2 separate regions of the Mus musculus genome follow, and region 1 is linked to region 2. The links are chromatin loops, found by intact Hi-C in ENCODE. Cell type or tissue: heart. All regions are shown on one strand. Each heading gives the region's core, and the rest is flanking DNA. Links, peaks and the distances in the headings are about the cores only. Region 1 overlaps Crim1 (cysteine rich transmembrane BMP regulator 1 (chordin like)). Region 2 overlaps Crim1 (cysteine rich transmembrane BMP regulator 1 (chordin like)).

Region 1 (5,380 bases), core at 66-5,065, 120 kb after region 2:
CATCCTTGATTCAGAGGAACAGTCCAGCCCCTGAAAACCACACACACATTAATTCATCTTGTGTTAATCTCTTCCCTCCCCAGCTCTGCAGTCACCACTTACTGCATCACTTCCTCCTGATGCAAAAAACACTGAGCAACAGGGGTCACAAATCAAAAGCAGGAAGGTGCCATAGAAAAGACAATGCCCAGGACTCCAGCAGCAGGAGCAGCTTATGTGGGCTGCTCTTCTTGTCTTAGCGCCCATACACCATTACAAGAGGAACCCCATACCCAAAGAGATTATCTGAGTGCCCAGGCTACTACCCTATGCGTGGCAGCAGTCAATAAGTACTAGGGGATGTGTCAAATTTTATGAGTAGGACATTTCTAAACTTTTTTAAACCAAAGGTTGAATGTTAATGAACCCTGAAATGACTTTCTTGAGAAAGTCGCACATTTCACAAGGAACAGAGACATCAGATCTAGAGGTAAACAGCCTGTCTATGAGTCACAGAAGGGCTTTGCAACTAATTAAAACTCCGTCCAATTGATTTTTGTTGCTCATGAATGTCTATCTCCCTCAGCTCCCACGCTCAGCGCCATTCCATTTGCATCTGGCTGTCCTGAGTATGTCACTGCCTGGGTGAACATCTTCCTAGATGGTAAGAAAGTGTATTAAAAAAAAGCGAAACGTGAGGCTGGGGTTCTGAGGCGAACACAAGCCTGGAAAGAACACGATGGGATGATCAATCCTGGAAAAGGACGAACGAAGTCACCCTCACGCTCCACAGAAGGTTGATCCTGGTGACTTTCAGCTGCAAGTGGGAGAAACTAGCTTCTTACTGGGAGCTGAGGGGGGCACATCTGTGTGGAGTTGTATGCATTCAACTTTGTCCCTTTCATTCACAAAGATCTTTCCATTTTCATTCCAAAAAAAAAAAAGTAGGAACAAAAGGAAGGAGGGAAGGAAAGAAGGAGGGAGGGGAGAGGAGAGGAGAAGGAGAAAGAAAACCTATATTTAAGGAACTGTTCCTCCCAGATGACCTCTTAACCAAGATACTAATAAACATGCAATACTGCAAGCCTGGAAAAGCATAAAATAAGTCTACCAAAAAATCCTTCCCTACCCTGACAGGCCATACGGACACTTGAAACCATCAGCTTTTGACAGAAGGCAGATTCACATTAAAGCCACTGTGCTCATAAAATCATGCTTGAGCTTCCTCTCATAGACTCCCCTCCTCTCTCTAGTAAAAAGACTGTGGACACTTCACCTGACTTGGGTGAAGTGTCCACGGTACCAGATAATGGCCTGGGAATAAGAATGACACTAACGAATGGGGCACACATTTGAACGGCGAGTGGCTCAGGAAACCTGGGATGGTCCACACCCTCTGGTTGGTGGAGATGACCCAGCTCAGAGCAGCCGGTCTGTTCTCAGGCACTGAAGAACCACCTCCCACTTCCCTCTGGGGGAATCTCAGCAAGTGCTCATGTCACCTAGCTGTCCCTGTGGCCACTCAGAGGGCTGGGATTCTATAGAAGAAAATGTTTTTTTTTTTTTTTGTGTGTGTGTGCGTGTGTGTGTAGGGCTAGGGTTCAGCTGGACACAGCTGGGCCAGGCAGCCACTCAGCAGCAACGTGTGACAGAGCCCACGCTGAACCCTGGGAAAACCTGAGAGGTCATCTCCAGCCAAGTTAGAAACCACACACACAGGAGGGGCTGCCCAGAGCCACTCAGGGGAGAAAAAAAAACCCTAAACCTGCTGAAGCCAGGCATTAGATCAGCATCTGGTTAGCACTTCCTGGAGGTACAAACAGAAAGTTGAAAGCTGGTTCTGAAAGAGCACCCCTTCCCTAGCTTGAGGCCAGGATGCATTTCGTCTTTTAGCAACAATAACTGATGTATTCTTAAAACGCACAGTGTGTTCATTTTAAAATAAGACATATTACATGTGAAGCAAAAACCTTCTCTGCTACGCCCAGTGTTGCTTTAACACGAGGGTTAGACAAGGATGGGCAGGGAGTTGGTAGAATTGAGCACATCTTAGGACATAAGAGAGGACTGGAAAATGTAGTTGTGTATGTTCTTAAAGAGGTTAAGACCGAACAAAAGAAAGGGAAGAATCATTGAATGGCACAGGACCTCAAAAGAGTCCTTGCCTATGGAACGTGCCTGGGAAGCACTGCTCGAATGTTAAAATGAAAGTTCACATGACACTAAGTCCTTCCTGTGGTCATTCCCAGTGCAGTGGAAGAAAACTTCCCTCTTTACCTACCTACCACGCTTCTCTTAGCAAGGGATACAACATCTTTAATCAGGACTTCCTCCTATCTCCTTGAAGAGCAGGAGAACCCACAACTCCCAGAAGGGTAGGTCACTGTATGATGTCTCCCAGCCAGAATGCAGGTAACGTGAGTGGTTTTCAAGCGACTGTTCTCTCTAACTGGTCTGAGGCCAAGTTCCTGGAGCTTCCTGCTTTTATTTCCCAGATACTTGACACTGGTTTCCGCCTTCTCGGAGCCCTTTCTGTTTTTCCTGTGCCGCTTATCAGGCCATCAAATTGGCAATGAACTCAAACATGTTTTGAACAATAATTCTTCTAAAAATCTATACCTATAGTATATAGTTTTAAAATGTTGACTTAACCTAAGCTAAAAGTCTACTGTTTCAAATATTTTACTTTGACTCTGTTTTCTTTCTCCTATCATGAAATGGGGGTTAAAGTCATTTAAAGACACACTCACACACCACACACACACCTCCATATATGTGTGTGTGTGTGTGTGTGTGTGTGTGTGTGTGTGTGTGTAGGCATTTATTTTCCCCAAATGAAAAAGCAGAATACTCTTATGTGGATGTTCATTATACAGACCTGCAATCTAGTTGATGTTGCTGTGTGATGTTTTATTTTCGAGTTCTTTATAAAAAAGGGTTTTTTTTAGAGAACAGCACACTGTATTATCAATTCATGATTGCCTTTATTAAAAAAAATGAGGCAGTGATTCAGATTTTAAATTTCATAAAGGCCTTACTGTCTTTCGTAAGCAGAGTAAGTACTTGTAAATGGCATTTAAGCAGCCAAAGGAGAAACCATTGGGGACCCTGACAGTAATGAGATCCTTGTGCCATCTGGAAGGTGAGGATAATATGTTTTTTTTTTCACTTGGCCACAAGAAGACCTAGCAGTTCCAAAGTTGATAGGCAATATTAATTGGAATCATTTAAAATTAAAATTTAAGACAGTGTCTATGAGATAAAGCAATGCAATCATAAGCATAACCTGGCACTAACTCACTTAAGAAAAGTAGAATCTATATTTAATCCTTTTAATGAAGAATCTGACTTAACAATTAGAAACCTGCAAATACTAAAGCCCTAAAGTTGAGAGGGCAAGGTTTCCCCAAAAGCCGCTTGCTTGAGTCTCTAAAAGACACATATGTTGAGCTTATCCTTTGGGCGGGGGGCAGGAGAAGGGAGATAATTAAATATATGTGTTGAATCATCGATGAATATGTTTTTGCAGCGGTCTGAAGAGGCCACGAAGGGTCCCCCAGGTGTGGTAAACCTCATCAGGTGTACAACACACAGCCCGTGTCTATCCTCTTGTCAATAGAACAACAGACTCATGAGTTGTTAGAAGAGCCTTGTAAGTTTAGCTCTGCTACATGGAGTTCCTGAATAACCAACAGTTATGTACAGCTACTTCTATGACCTGTGAGCCAATCGTCACAATGTTATTGTTCCCATTATAGTCAATATTACATTAGGGAATATTTTGAGGGCACTGATATTTAATGCCATGTAGGACGTCGGTATAATTTACACAAAAATCCAAAGACATGAGGTTTTAGCTGCATCCCTCGTACTTTAGGATCAGACAGGTAGGTTATGCAAAGGGCCACCTCTATTACAAACAGAGGATCTCTTCATATTCTAACTTCTGAATTTATCCTTCTCTTTAATATGTGGTGCCATAATACTAATATCAATAGTAGTGGTGATAATAAGAATTTTCTACATTTTTGCATTGGATGTGCATGTGTGTATGGAGACAACTTGCAGGAGTCCCTTCTATCCTTCCATCACACAGGTTCCAAGGATTAAATGCAGACCACCAAGCTTAGCAGTGAGCATCCTTACCCATGAAGCCATCCTGCAACCCACTAACGAATAACAGGTAAAATGCCTCCATCGCCTTTTAATTTCTTTTTAACATTTACTTGGAAGAATTCTTTAATTGCACAGTGAACCCACTGTGCATTAATATTTAAAGTGAAGCAATTTGAAGCCTATTCCTTATTTTTGAGAAGCAATGCAAGAGGTGGTTCAAACTTGTTCTAGTGATTAAACACACAATGTTCTCTTTGGCCAGTATAATGAATCGACTTCTCTGGGGAGGGGAGGCAGATCTGTATAAACACTGTATGGCCCTCCTACTCACTGTCAGGAAAGCCAGCAGGAGCCCTTTCTGCTGGGGCTTCCTGGTCACGCAAAGTCCCTTGCTGTAGGTGATTCCTGAGAAAACTAGGAGACACCAGGCCCTCCCTACGGGACTTGCCCAGGAGGAAACCTGCAAGGGAAAAGACCAGCGTCTCTGCCGTCTCTGTACTTATGTGACAGGACAGCAGCCTTCTTACTGCAGCTGGAAGCATCTCTATCAGGCCAGCGAAACAGGACAGCCTTCTGAGGAGTGCTTCACAGGAGACATAAATGCATCATGTTAACACATTTTTTTCTGTGGGTGTTTTCTGTGAGCACCCCCTACTTCTACCTCATATACACATTAAAAACAATTTTTGGGGGTGAATGGTCTATGAGAGCACACAGTGCAATGCTGTTTTCAAAATACTAGTTGATTTTTGTTTAGTGACAAACATTATAAATGGCAACAAGAACCAAGAATCCTGAGGAGGCCACCAAGCTTAGCTTGTACTGGGGTCAAGAGACCAAGAGAAAGAAAACCATCAGAAATAAAATCTAGTCTTGGCCCCTGACCCTGCAGAGGGAAAAACTTGAAAGTATTAAAAAAACTAAAAATGTGTTAGAAAGAAACAATATCATTTCCTCAGACAGAACTGAAATAATAAATTTAGTTAAAAGCCAATGCTCTGAGGTCCTCAATATCCAAAAAGAAAAACAAAATAAAGCAAAGCAAAGCAAGCAAACAAACAACAACAAACCCCATAAGAATAGATGGTGTCTGTTTCCCTGTTAAAACCAGCTTGGCTCCAGAGAACAGAGCCACACGACATAAAAACAAAGTTTCATTTGTTTTAAGCAGCCGCAGGCAAATAAATACAGATAGGAAACTGTGTAAACGGAGTTTGCCTTAGGTCCCTTATAACACATCTTTTGTTTAAAGATGAAATTAAAACTTCTCTGGCAAGATGCAGTT
Region 2 (5,380 bases), core at 120-5,119:
CAGTTGTTTATCATGGTTCCCCTGAAACTCTACTCATCCCTGAAGACCCTAAAAGCAAGTCACGTTCAGCTTCAGTTCATCTGCAAATGACTTCATTCAGATTTGAGATCAGATTTGAAAAACTGTGTGTGAAGATGTTTAGGGCATAGCAGATGCCAGCCGGCAGGCAGACACTTCTTGTGTTGGCTCCGATGTGCACTGGCTTCCTTCAGAAACTCTGAGGCCACCCCATACACTCAGTGCCCAGCAAAAGCTAAGCTGGTGCTGGACTTGAGGTGGGTCAGAATTAGTGTATGGCAGGGTGTGCAGAGAGCCTGACTCAAGACTCTTAGTTGAGCCCCATGTCAAAGACACCATTCCTGGTCTTGCTTGAGAAGTCTACCTGAACCAAAGTACCAAAACCTTTCATTGCAACGAAATATGTTTCTCTAAATAGGGTATTAAGAACCAAGCCATACTGTGCTAATAGTGAATTTTCATGTGAAGCAAGCAGATGTGACTCTTGCTTTCAAGACAGTCCCAATTTACCAGGGCAGGTGCCATCTGGCCCAGGAAATAGTAAGATAGATTTTGGTTAATGAGTCTTCCTAGAAATATTTTTGCTTTTTACTCGGTTTCTCTTGAGAAGTTAGTGACTTCGGTAGAGGCTGACACAGTATAGAGCAGATGTTGGTTGCTAGATGGACCACAGGTTTAAGAAACCTTCAGAATGGAAAAACAGGGGCGAGTCTATGCAACTTGAAGGTGTTTGTAATGAATTACGAGTCACTGAAGTTTTCTTGTACTTAGCCTAAGTGAGATTACGAAAAAGCCACTCAAAGCACCTAGCCTGGTGAGGAATGCAGACCTAGGGACCGAGTTTCAATGTAACTACTGGGTGTACACGCTATCTGTTTCTTCCCAAATGCCACCGCATTGCTCTGCTTATGCACACAATGACATCATGTGCTTCGGCTATTCAATACCTTGCTTGGATTATTTGTAACTTCCACTTACTGGATGACTGCTATGTGCCAGGCACCAAGATGAGTATTTCACATGAGTCAGTCAGTTCCATTTGATCTCCACAGCTCAGTGGACACAGTGATTGTTTCAATCCTACAGAAAATCGAGGCCCGTGGAAGTCAAGTCACTCATCTAAGCTGAGGACAGGAAGTCGGGGTGGGACAGGAACCAGCGCGGGCATGGTTCTCCAACCCACACATGCCTTCTTGCCTACCAACAGAATGACGACAGGAGAACGTTCCAAGGAAAACATCAGGGACAGCACCGATACAAAAAAAAACATTTCCTTTTAAAACCAATACACTAGGGATTAAACATCCCATGAGCACGATCCGGAAGACACTGCCTTAGCATCAGACAGCTCTGGGCTTTTCCACTGGCAATGGCATCAGGGGCCAATGCTTTAAATATTCAGGCGAGACAGTCACTATTTCAATGGTTATACCTTGATTTGATAAGCTATGGCATTTTACTTCCTCATCAGGGGCCCCTTGTCTGACCTTATCAGATTCAATCTGAAATGGCCTCTTTCAGGTAATTGTTTTGTTTTTTGGACACTGTCAATATGGTGAACATGGTGGGCTATCTTATGGTGGGGATAGGTTTGCCACAATGGTTACATGACAGAGGCTGTTTAAGTCACAGAATCTCTCTCTCTCTCTCTCTCTCTCTCTCTCTCTCTCTCTCTCCCCTCTGTATGCAAATTCAAGCAACAGTATCTTGTACAGCCCAGGAGCACGTAACAAATATCCAGTGCCCTTTCTGGAGCAGCACTCAGTGTGGTTTCCCCTCTGTCTGTCCTGGATTCTGGTTATAAAAAAGGTGACAACTGTTCAAGCCTTCCATGTTTATGCCAGCTAGGCTGAATTCAACTGTCTAAACTTGACCATCTCCTGTCTTTTCAAGATAAGAATAAAAGCTTAACAAGCTGTGACCCTTGGAGCCGGCTTTTACTACTTGAGCTGTTCTAATTACAAAATAAAGTTCGCCAATGGCTTTGGCAGCCACAGTGCCTTTTGCCTCTTTCTGGATTCAACCTACAGTCCCAGGAGTCACTCATATGGACCCAGAGGCCCGCTGACTCCGAGGAGTGCTGTACATATGAGCCTCTGCAGAGGAAGTGTCTCCGGGCTGCTTCCTGTTTCCTCCACGGAAGGATACAGAACCCCAAACCCACTGTCACCTGCGTTCCAGTTTCGGTTTCTGCCTCAGAGGCAACCTTCTCGGACGGACACTTTGGGTTCTAATTCTGTTGTGGTGGTCATGGTGTGGGAGTCACTTCCTGAGAGGAAGCCAGGCGGCTTTAGAAATTGCATCAGTTCTTTTAAATCTCCTGCTACACTACAGAGTCCAGGAAAGTAATTTACTCTGGGATCCTGGTAGCCAGGAAGCTAAAAGGTGTTGTGGCTTTAAGAAATCCCCGTTTATATCAGTTCAGCACAGTACTACTCTGGGACCACTTTTCCTTCCATAGGTATTGAAATGCTGGCACACACACTCACAGTATTGTTCTTAACTCTTGGCTTCATTCGCCAACAGGGCCTATTTCCTCTGGGACATGCGTTCAGAGCAACATGGAGGCTTACATTTAGTGGGTGTGCCAAAGGACTGGCTCACTTCAGGGTGGGGACTAAGCTTGAAATTTGAAGTGTGTGTATGTAGCTTAGCATTTGTCTGTGTATGCACATGTGTGTGTGTGTGCACTGTGTGCATGTGTGTCCCCAACTTATATTTTGCTGTGGTTTCTCTTACTGAACATAGAACTGCCAGACTTGCTGGCTAGCAAGCTCGAGGGTCTGTCTGTGTCTCTCCTCTTTCACTGCTAGGGTTACAGATGTATGCTGCCACAACTGGCTCTTTACATGGGTACAGGCAATATCAGTGTACACTTCCCATAATGCATTACAATTCCTCTTCCTAACCCAGAAAGGAGTAAGGCACACTTTCTGATAAAGACACTAAATATCCCTGGCCTGTACTATAATTTTTCTTTATCAACTTCAGTTGGGCAAATGAGTGTCATGTTTGGAGTGTCATGTTTGTCACACATACAATGTGAGCAGCCCACTTGAGAAACTAACGTAATTATCCCCCCCCCTTTTTTAAATGTAAAGGAAAGACTTAAAAAGAAACTTTAAGAAGCTAGAATTTAAGTAAACAACCAACAGGTCAGTAGGTGCAGGCTCTGAGCACTCTGGCTAAAGGGACAGAGCAGACTCCAAGAGCGTGAAGAGGGAGCTCAAGTGGACTTGTGTGCATGCAAGTCCTGATCAATTTCAATGAGGAAAACCAGCCAATCTTAATGATTTTCATATAAAAAAAGAGACAGACATTATCATGTAGTATGGCTGCCATAAGCCAGTGGCCATCAAAGTCCTTTCTTCAAAACCCAGTTCTATTTCAGTTCATCTATTTCTCCGGATGTGAAGTCTAACTCTATTATAAAGATCAAAAGAGACTTCCAGTTTCTTCAGCATAGTGCAATAAAATGGTTGCTTCAAATCAACAGAAGAATTATACATGTTCCCGAGTTCCACGAGCAGAAGTCTGACCAGCTGGTTGGCAGTGACTTTTGGGTGATCCCTATTGCATGCAAAGAGGACACGATTTCTCAGAGAATGTAATTCTTGTTCTATTATCTACTGTGTGTTGGTTGGGCACTTCAATGATTAAGTTCAAAGAAGTTGTTCATTTTAACTTTAAATGAAGTGTTGTTTTATAGCTATGCCTACTATTTCACAGTAAGGTGTGTGTGTGTGTGTGTGTGTGTATGTCTGAGTGCGCATGGAGATTATACAACAAAGTAATTTTGGAAATGAATAAACATATTCTAAATGGCAGGCAGAAACGATGCAAGATCAAAGTAGCTCCAAAAAGGAAGAAAAAGACATACAGCTTTCTTTAGGATGTCAGAGTATTGCATCTTGTTAGAAAAATCTAACTAGCAGGATGTCCTACTCTCTACCCTTACAGGAGATGTTTCATACTGTGAGCCATTCTCTGCCAGCATCGTCCAGGGGGCCTTACCAAGTGGCTCCTTCTGGGAAAAAGTCTCCACCCACCCCTTATCACTGGCAGGTAGAAAAATCAGGTTTGGTCTCTTGTACAGAAATAAACAGGAAAGGGCAGATGCTGCTGCGCTCTGAGACCCCAGTGCCAGCCTCCAGCCCTCAGCCTTCCTCTTTAATATGAAGCCATCCTTTGGCAAGGGGTTCAGACAGATGCTATGTCCCAGCGGTCCTCCCTGAGTCAACTGCAAACATAAGAATCTCTGTTCACAATGTTGAAAAGGATGCTAAAGGGAGAAACAAAAACTGTGCATGGAAGACGCAGACGGAGATGTTTCTAGTGTGCAGGGCAGGACCCGAGCAAACTGAAATCAAACACTGTTTATTTTTGGTGCGGTAACTTTAGACCAGTTCCAAAGTTAGTACAGTAGATGACAACCGGAATGTTTTCCTCTGCGCACCCTCTAAACAATACGCAGGGCCCATTCTGCTTCTGCTGCCTTTCCATCACCTCTTGTTCCCTTCTTTTCGCTTAAGCAATTTTAATACTCGTTCTCACAGTGATGGTGACAGTCTGGGGCCCCCCCCCCGCTGTGACTGGCAACCATGAAAGGAGGCGAAGGGAGGCATGGGGCTTCCCTAGGACAGCGTGCCCTCCACACAGGGTCACAGTGAATACCACACAAGTAGCTCGTGAACTCCTCACGTGACACTAGCTTCTGAAACCCAACGTCAGGGTCCCATCCTCGAACTTGGACAGGGATGCCCATCCTGCAGATGGTCATCACAGAGATGTGCTGTGTTTGTCATTAGGTGAACACTGTTCAGACCGCAGTCAGTCTGTACAGTAGGAGCCGTGGACCACTGAGCCAGGGTTCATGCACACTGGGCTTACATCTCCACATGGCTTCACTTCCTTTACACACTACCATTGAGAAGCAAGGATTTCCTTTACAGGAGGCAACTGAGGTGGATTGTATCCTGTCACCAAGACACGGAGCCAGGGTGTTTTTAGAGTTGTAAGCTTAACTCTGGCTCCAAGGCAAGTTCCTTATAATGTGCACAAGCTTTTAATTTTAAGGAAACACATCGGAATCTTAAATTCTAGTGCCCTAAACATTATGACTTAAAAACCACGTAACATTAAATTCACAAATTTTTAACGATGGTGATGCAAATGGTTATTACATTTGATTCTGATGGATATATGTGCATGCAAGAAGTAGTATATATGTATATGTATATATATATATATCCCCATATATGCATATATATATACATATATATCCCCATTTGCTATCCATATATATATATATATATATATATATATATATATATGGGGATAGCATTTTCATCAGTCAGCCTGA

What was found. A loop is a pair of places that touch in the nucleus more often than their neighbours do. Peaks named below come from ENCODE experiments on the same cell type or tissue, not always from the same donor. Only the 100,000 strongest peaks of a DNase experiment are listed, where the experiment ranks them.
Region 1: it touches region 2 in a loop (4-fold over the local background); 4 of 42 quality-filtered maps call a loop at or near these places.

What each region holds. Positions count from the first base shown.
Region 1 is chr17:78,241,963-78,247,342 of GRCm38, reverse strand. All of the region lies in intron 2 of Crim1 (cysteine rich transmembrane BMP regulator 1 (chordin like)), which reads right to left. Among named protein-coding and RNA genes, the nearest start is that of Gm41620, 37 kb to the left of the region's middle. In heart, for the core only: no CTCF peak of the experiment used is centred there; DNase peaks (open chromatin) are centred at 122 and 2,412.
Region 2 is chr17:78,359,356-78,364,735 of GRCm38, reverse strand. All of the region lies in intron 13 of Crim1 (cysteine rich transmembrane BMP regulator 1 (chordin like)), which reads right to left. Among named protein-coding and RNA genes, the nearest start is that of Gm52306, 27 kb to the right of the region's middle. In heart, for the core only: no CTCF peak of the experiment used is centred there; a DNase peak (open chromatin) is centred at 2,185; H3K27ac peaks cover 349 bases.